Linked DNA regions of Homo sapiens: regions 1 and 2 are each linked to region 3. The links are chromatin contacts, found by Hi-C or POLR2A ChIA-PET in ENCODE. All regions are on one chromosome and are shown on one strand. Each heading gives the region's core, a stretch centred on a gene start or an enhancer-like site at or near the end of the contact. The rest is flanking DNA. Distances are from core to core; before and after follow the strand shown. Region 1 has its middle 31 kb from the start of CEP120. Region 2 holds the start of CSNK1G3 (casein kinase 1 gamma 3). Region 3 has its middle 15 kb from the start of LINC01170.

Region 1 (2,878 bases), core at 142-2,641, 1.0 Mb before region 3:
TAAACAGTTTCTAATGTTTACTTAGATTTATAAGGGTTGGACGATGTTCCTGAAAGAAAATAGAAAGTCACATAGGTAACCTGATTGATCTCAGACCAGTGTGTTTAATACTGCAAGGCAGTATAGTAAAGGGGTAAAGAGAGAAGTCTGGGGTCAGATTGTCTGGGTGGGTCTGATTTTGGGCTCTATATTTATTACTGTGTCACCTTAGGTAAGTCATTTAACTTTTCTGCGTCTCAGTTTTATCATCTAAAAAAAAACCCTTAAGATAATAATAGTATCCAACTTAGAAAGGCGATGATTTAGGACTTGTAAGATGCTCAGAAGAAATGTTGTCTGTGGTCATTATTGCACATAGGCTAATATTGAGGGGAGAACACTGGTTCATTCCCCTGCCTGTGATTTCAGGAATTCTGCCCCACTTAAAGTCTTACCAATATATGTCTGGATTCCCCATTTAAGGTTTTCATGGGCTTACAAAAACTCAGATCCTGCCTAAGCTACCTGAGGGTACGTTTTACCTCCCCTGCTGCTGGTCCTGTGACAAGGCTAATGTCTAGCCACACCAGGGTGCCTCCCCTAGATGCTCCCAACATTGGATTTCCAGGAGTCTTACTGTACCAAAGCCAAGGTCTTTTCCACCCAGAAGGGAAGGGAATACTTAGCCTCCTGCCTCTTGATGCCACATTCTACTCCCTTGAGTGCTTTAGGGAATTTGCTTCGATGCTTCATGCCTACTACGCCTTTCTCTTTAAACTTCACGCTTGGGGCCCTGGCTATGAAACAGGGATACCTGAGGCACAAAACCTCCCTACCTCTCCCGTTTTTCAAAGAGCAACTCTCTGGCAAATGGACTCATGAAAGTCCTGCTTAAAAGTTCCTCAGACATGTTTGAATGGGCTTAAATCTTACTTTAGGCTCAGTCCAGGACTCTGATTCCCCTTTCCTGGTTACATAAAGATGCTAATAAAATCCTGAAACCCCCTTTAAGCAATCAGCAAACAGAATCTCCTCTTAGTTTTCCCTTTTGGGCAACTGTATATGCCTGCACTGTATTCAGTAAACATATTTCCTAAACAAAGTAAAGCTTTCCATATGCTTTTGTGATTTTAACACATTACTGATTGAGCACAGTAAAAGCCTGAAATGCATGCAGTGCTAGTAAGATAGTCCCATGGGTATCTACTTCCTTAAACAACTTTCCCTCAAAAGTACTAAATGTCTCCATAATATCAACTATTGATAAAGTTCTCAATTCAGTGTTATGTCAGTTGAGGCAACCCACTGATTTATATTTCCTAGAAGGCTTTTTCTTTGAGAGTTAGAATGGTAGACAGAAAAGGAAATTAATCTACATGAAACTCTAAGGGAAAAATGTAGGTTTACAAGTAGTGAGGAATGGCGAACTATTTTTTTTTTTTCTGCAGGACATTTCTGATGAGTCATGTTTATATGCACAAGTATGTATACCCACTGTTACTACAGGCATAGTAGAGATACAGTTGGCTGCAGGCTGTACACAATAATCTGAAGCCTGGCTGTAAACCTTCTCTTCACATTAATCTGCCACACACTCTGATGATTAGGAATCCCTGATCCACTAATAATCTTTTCTACTATGAATATATAGCTGAACAATTTGTGATTACAGTTGCTAATATATCCTGAAGTACATCTAACCTCCAGTTGATGTCCCATCTGGTGGTGTTTCCAGTTTTGTGAGCTTTATCTCTGAATCAACTTTAATAGAAAATAGTAAGGTCCTGAAGCACTAGTAGTCACTTGGTTCTGGAACCCTATTTATCTCTGCATTTCAATAATGGGCATTTTTATGTAATGCCAATGAGCAGGGAATGTTCACAGAATGCACTATGTAGGGATTCCCTAATATCTGCGTTGTAGCAGCATCTAACCATGTGCCATTCAAGCATATTGTAAGCAAAAGGGATGGATTAGCCCAGTGTGGAACAATTAGAAATGAGCCAGCTTGCCTGAAACAAAGGCTACGGAAAGAGATTAAGAGTAGAGACATCTGCTTACCATCAAGGGTAGACTATAAATAGCAGTAGCAGCCTGAAACCAGAAAGTGATATATATATATATATATATATATATAAATGGAAAGGTCTATTGTTCACATACAAACTTTCCAAAACCATCACGACTGCCCCATCATCATTATCACTAATATTCCTTTGCAAATATTTATATTTAATATGCATTGAAAAATCAGGTTGCTTGTTTTAACATAAAACCAGAGTGTGTGATATAGGATGGTATATATTATTTTCAAATTTTAAAAGGAAAAAGAAAGCTCATAAAGGAATTACCCCAGTTATTCAGAGAGTTCAAATGTTTCTGTTTTGGTTATCCATCCTCTCTGATACAGCTCACAGGGAAGCTTCAAGTAGTTAGGAACTAAAAGGTATAAACCAATATTCACCGAGTCTTCTGAAAACACCATGACTTGCAGTTTCACAATTTTAAGAGACAGCACCCTGCAATACCATACTGTGCTTGAACATATGCAAAGAAGGATAATTATAACCATTTTTCAGTCTTGTGCAACTAGAAGTGGAGATATTGCACCCGATCTGCAAACTTCATTATGAGGCCACTAGGGTGTCCATCACTGTCAAATTCCTATTGGCATTTCAATTAAAGAGGAAGGATGGGGAGAGGGAAAGGGAAGTGAAAGGAGGACAAATATTATTCCTAGAAAATAGGCTCAGATATTTGTACTTAATATTTTCTACATTTTGATTATTTGGCAAGTGCCATGGGAGAGAGTGATGTCCAACTTTGCTTGTCATTTATCTCAGCTTATCCTTTGTTCCCAGTCACAGACTCAACTGGAAGCACTGTGCAAATTACCCCA
Region 2 (2,700 bases), core at 73-2,572, 940 kb before region 3:
CTTTTGAGTCTCCTACAGAATGATGGTGTGGTAAGCATGGAGCAAAGCTCTTATCACTACCCTTCTAAGGCTGGTGATGCTAGTCACTTCTTAACTTCCAGTTTGGGGAAGAAGTGAGAAGAGAGGTTTAAAAAAAAGGCACTGTTGTATTACAAACCAAAATCAAAAACAGATTTCTATACTAACTACCCTTCCAAAGGTAACACATTAGCTATACCGTTAATCTAGCAAAGCAGGGAGGAAAATGAAGGAGTGCATTTGTTTCATTAGTCTTTTCGTTTTGAGAGGTAGACAGGAGAGATAGAGATACACAAGACTCAAGTTTCTTGATACAGTAAGTATATTAAGAATATAAACGGGTTTGATAAAATGAACATTTAAAAAACATGGCACCAGGCTGATTCTTCTTCCTGCACACCTTAATGCCTAACTTTTGAAAGGACTTGAGACATAAGAATCACAATTTTAAAAAATTATAGTTTCCATGCCTTCATGGTGGATCAATTTCCATAGAAGTCTACCAAAATGACTTATCTCCATCCCAGGGAAGCAACTGCAAGAGGGAAAATGAAAGGAATGCAGTCTTTCTATGTAGGCAGAGTGGACTTAAGTGTGAGTCAGAAACACCGATTTCAGTTTGTGCGCTGCAACTTGATAACTTGGGTGATGTTTGGCTTCTCAGAACTTTGGGAGGTGAATTTGAAAAACAGGTAATGCCACACTATATAGTTCAGAGGATTACCTCAGCTTACAAACAGCAAATGAGACGCAAATGTGAGCCATAATTCACATTTCTAAGCAGTTGGAGCCCTGATATGGCACTGGGGTTACAAACAAGCGGGGAAAAATGTCAACCCAGTGATGTCATACTCCTAGGCCGGGCCCTAAGATTTTTTTGGAACCTGGCGGGCTGAGCACAACAGGGAAAGCCTCAGCACCCTGACTTGGCACAATGGTACCCTTAAGGCTCTTTGCTCACTCAGTTCTTAGTAGCTCTCCTAAAGCATGGTGGTGTTCTCTTCCAGTTCTCTGCGTAGACTTTGCTATGCTTCTCCGCCCACTGCTTCATCCAGAGAAACACTCGTATCCACAGCCTCTCCCCACTTTCCCTCACGCACGGCTCTAGAAAGACGGGGATAGGGCGCGGCTTAGGCTTTATACACCTTGCCAGCCAATGACCGCGCCGTCTCCTTTCCGGTCGGCGATCCGACCAATCCAAGAAGGTTGGTGCAATCTTCGGCTCTACTCGGCTGTTTTCGCTGATGCGGGCAGCTTGGGGGCCGCCGCCGCTAAACAGACGCTTTCCTTTTTAATTTTTTTTCCATGTGTTCACTTCCGGGTCCGGCGTCGATCCGGATGCCCGAGGCAGAAGGATGTTTGACCTCCGGATAAGCGAGGCGCTGCTGTGCATTCATTCCGGGCTGCATCGGTGGCGACAGCAGAGGCTCGGGCGGCGACTCTCCGGCCAGCGGCGGCGGTAGGAGGCACCAGCGGCAGTGCAGGGACCGAATCCGAGCAGCGCTGCGTTACCTCTCTCTCTCGCTCCTTCCCCCCTACCTCGCTCGCTCGCTCGCTCGCTCCCTGCGTGGCTCGCTTTCCTCCTCCGGCCGCCGGCGGGTGTGATGTGCCGCCGCCGCTGCCCCCGCCGGCGCTGACGGACTGGGGGCGCCGCCCGCGCCCGGGACCGACCCCTCTGCTCGCGGCCGCGCCTTTGAGGTAAAGCCCCCTGCGCGTAGGTGCTCCGCTGCCAGCCCCGGCCCGGCGGCTGCCTCGGCGCGGCCGCGGCGCCCTCCCTCCCGGGTGGGGCTGGGGTCCCGGGCGGGTGGGGTGGGGTGCGGCGGGGGCGGCGCCGCAGGCGCGGGTGTCGGGGGAGGGGTGGGCGAGGACCATGGCGGGTGGCCCGGAGGCGTGGGCAGGAGGGGGCCGCGGTCGGAGGCTGAGGGCGCGGAGGGCTAGGGGGCAGCGGGGGCCGCGGGTGGCGGGTCGGGCTGGGTGCAAAAGTTGCCGGAGTGGTGCGGCGCGACTGGGGCGGCGAGGGAGGTGGGCCAACTGGGCCGGCGGGGGCTTCCTTAGGAGAGATTGGGAGGTGGGGAGTGTCGCCCACGGTGCTCCTTGACTGTGTCCAGACAATTACCTTTGGAGTAGGGGCTTCAGGCAGGAAGGAGGCATGGATAGGCTGGGAGGAGGCGACGGGGGCCAGCGTTCAGCTCAGGGATAAACTTCCCGTTGGAGTGTTTAAGGGGTTGGGTGGGGGGACACAGGGATTTACCTGTTTCTTAGAGCTTTGACTCAGCTCAAAACTTAACCAAGACATTAGTCAAAGGTTAGCAAAATCACTCTGATGGTTACTCTCATGGTGCCGGTTTGTTTGTTTATCCCACATGCAGGGGAAGTGACACTGAGAAGCATCGGGTCTCTTGGTCCACAGCCTCCACATTTCTTTTCAGCAGGATGAGGAGGGAGATGTGTGTCTACTCGTGGGGTGGGGGTAGTGAGGCCTGTGTCATGGTCATTCCCCTTCTCCCACCTCATGTTTTAGGGAGGAAAAGTTCAGATGGGGGAGAGAGTGAGTGTGCCTGTGTGTGTGGGAGACAGCTACTGTTGATACACTGTGTGAATTACTTTCAACTCTTTTGTAGTAAGCACCCAGGCTGGTCAGTGGCTCCTTTTAAATCTTCTATTAAAATATTTACTTTAAAT
Region 3 (2,921 bases), core at 130-2,629:
AGAACAATGTCTCACAGAGAATCGCACAAATGACCCATGGCCCAGGGTCAGTGTGGCTGAGCAGAGTGAGTGGTGTGTGGTGAGCAGGAAGGCAGGGATAGGCCAGATCATAGAGTACTGAGGGGCCACAATGAAGGAGTCTGATACATTTGAACTGCCTGTCCAGGCAGATCCTCTCTCTATACTCTCGCGCGTGCGTGTGTGTGTGTGTACATGCATGTGCACGCACAGGAGGAGGTTTATATAGCTATCAGCACTCCCTTGTCCTTTGGCTTCTGCTTGTGTTGAGCCACTGCCCCACTTCCCCTGGTTTGCAGAGTGCAGAGGGTAGGAAGAGAATGAGGGTCGCTGTGGACAGGCTGTGACTCTCCACAGAAGGTCAAAGCTCCTGTCAGGAGCTCTTTCCACACAATTCTCTCTCTGGGCTCCTATAATTGCTCACCCGCACTGTCCTCTTCAGGCCTGGGATAATAATGGCCCTGCATTCTTAATGCCCCTTAGGGGTGCTACACCAGCCTTAGTCACTTTTTGAAAACCCTGTTCATGTTCTCCTAGAAATTTTCATCAAACACCCAGCCTGAAAGTACTCTTCCTGCCAGGACCTTGACTGATAGATTCTATTCTGAAATCACTGCACCAAGCCACTCTCTCACCTTCAGCAGTTACCTTTTGCTACCTCCTTAGTCTTGGTAAGCCACTTGCTGGAAGCTGGTTTCTGTAAGTGGCATGTAACTCCACATAACATCACCTTTGGAATTTTTAGAAGTTTCTGGGTCAATTAAATGTCATCCAGCTCCTATGGTTCCCTTTTTTTGCACAAAGCTTCCCTGAGATCAGAGCTCTCTTTAGGGTGATGCAAGTCATACCAATAAAATGATTCAGGACAGAATTTTGAAACTAAAAGGCAGTGTGGTATAGAAAGACCTCTGAATTTGTACTTTAACTGTGTGACTCTTGGCAAGTAAGTTTCCTCATCCTTAAGGTAGTAATGATAATAATGTGCAGCGATAAATTTATTTCTCAACACTGGCCTCATTGGGCCATTTTGAGGATGTAGCAGAGATTACTCCAGCATCAACTTCTTTGCTTCACTGATTCTGAGACACAGAGTATAAACAAAACCCAGGACGACTCATGTTTTTGTCACTCCTTAAAATTGTGAGGTCCCCACAAGTGTTATAATACATCGATTATTATATTAGTCATCACGAGCTGCCATAACAAAATACCAGACTGGGTGGCTTAGACCACAGAGGTTGATTTCTCACAGTGAAGGAGCCTGGGAAGTCCAGGTTTGGGGTTGCCAGCATGGTTTGTTTCCTGCTGAGGGCTCTCTGCTTGGCTTTCAGACAAGAGCCTTCTTGCTGTGTCCTCACATGGAGAGAGACAGCTCTGATCTCTCTTCCTCTTTTTATAAGGGCACCAGCCTTGTGAGATTAGGAACCCACTCTTTAACTTCATTTAGCCTTTATCATCTCATGGGTCCTATCTCCAAATATAGTCACATTGGGGGTTTCGGTTTCAACCTATGAATTTTGGGCAGATGCAAACACTCAGTTCACAACAGTCATCTAAACCAACTGCATGATAACCATTACCCAAACATTATCTATTTCTCTCAGGAACGGCAACACAGATGATTTGGAATTCCACTAGATTAAAAGCTCTTTTCCTCTACAACATATAATGATGCATGCTGAAGATTATGATTAAAAATACTGAGTTAGGTTTAGTAATTTATATAAATAACTTACTTAGAATACACGTACAAAACTAAATCAAAGAACCACTGTCCAATTTATGCAACTACTCAGTGTCTGAAAATCTAAATTCCTAAGATTGCCACGACTTTGCTAAGATTTTAACCAAAAATCTTGACCAGCATGAGAAATATTGCCTTGTATGACTGTCATACACATTCCTGCTTTAGTAAGGAATGAAATTTTTTAACTATTAAAAAAAAAGGCAAGAAACTTGAGAATTTGAGAATGGAATACTTCACAGCAGTTTTTTAATTAACCAGATTTACATGTTTCAACAGGAATAAACCTTAAAAGCGAGTATAACCCACATAAGCAAAATTGTTTCAAAAATTAAACAAAATACAGTTGGATACTGCAACTTCCTATAAAACTAACTCACCTCTGCCTTTCTGAATAAAAATGAAATGGAATAAAACAAATCAGTCTTCGACTGCTTCCTCTGTCTGTGACCACATACCGTCGTTTAGGCTAATCTTTTACATTTTTTTCCCCGTCCCTTTCATTTCAAAAATAAAGATAATAATATTCAATATTTAGAATGTCCATCATGGAGAACTGCTGGCAGCATAAAAAGAGAATCATGTGACTTTTACAATATAAAATTCTCCATTTGAAGGATATTTGTGTATAAGGCTCTATAGTTCAGTATCAACTAACATTTATTTAATACTATGTGCCAGATATTACAGTAGGCACTTTTGTTTTCAATTTATATTTACCTTTTACAACTCATCCGATTTTGGCACACTGGCAACTGAGAATGTTGAGGGGCACACATAAAAAAATACTTTTTAGGAGATCCACAGTTATGGAGCAATCACGTAAGACTTCACCTTGAAATATCTTTATTTTATTTTATTTTTTACTGCCCTGAAAGATGGGGTTAACAATATGGCACATGTATACCTATGTAACAAACCTGCACATTGTGCTCATGTACCCTAGAACTTAAAGTGTAATAAAAAGATAAATTAATTAAAAAAAAAGATGGGATTAAGACAGCAAATAATCCAGGTAGTCAGGAGAACTTAATGAAACAGCCGTTCTGCTCTGCCTAACTTTCCCACCTTCCCTTGCTGGGGCACCACTGCCCATGGGTGGAGCTGCCAATTAAGTCAGAGCCTCAGGGTGACACACAACTACTGAGCCAACAGACAT

The links. Hi-C counts contacts between places; a loop is a spot of excess contacts on that map. ChIA-PET counts read pairs that join two places held with the same protein, here RNA polymerase II (POLR2A). Pooled maps may share reads with other maps.
Region 1: a map with no recorded cell type shows a loop between it and region 3 (3-fold over the local background). The contact joins two enhancer-like sites. A Hi-C loop is called at or near these places in 4 of 37 single-sample maps with no recorded cell type and 4 of 50 pooled maps.
Region 2: a map with no recorded cell type shows a loop between it and region 3 (3-fold over the local background). The contact joins the promoter of CSNK1G3 here to the enhancer-like site in region 3. A Hi-C loop is called at or near these places in 2 of 37 single-sample maps with no recorded cell type and 2 of 50 pooled maps. POLR2A ChIA-PET finds 5 or more read pairs at or near these places in 1 of 52 experiments (HEK293T).

Annotation. Positions count from the first base shown.
Region 1 is chr5:123,453,285-123,456,162 of GRCh38, forward strand. No RefSeq gene overlaps it. Among named protein-coding and RNA genes, the nearest start is that of CEP120, 31 kb to the left of the region's middle. Within about 2 kb of position 1,392, at least 3 of the 41 ENCODE cell types and tissues checked have a DNase peak (open chromatin) inside an H3K27ac peak, as active enhancers do.
Region 2 is chr5:123,510,855-123,513,554 of GRCh38, forward strand. CSNK1G3 (casein kinase 1 gamma 3) reads left to right here and starts at 1,323. Exons shown (of 14, transcript NM_001364140.2): 1 at 1,323-1,716. RefSeq lists enhancers at 1,035-1,094, 1,255-1,464, 2,495-2,644 and silencers at 1,645-1,734, 1,905-1,974.
Region 3 is chr5:124,452,457-124,455,377 of GRCh38, forward strand. No RefSeq gene overlaps it. Among named protein-coding and RNA genes, the nearest start is that of LINC01170, 15 kb to the left of the region's middle. Within about 2 kb of position 1,380, at least 5 of the 41 ENCODE cell types and tissues checked have a DNase peak (open chromatin) inside an H3K27ac peak, as active enhancers do.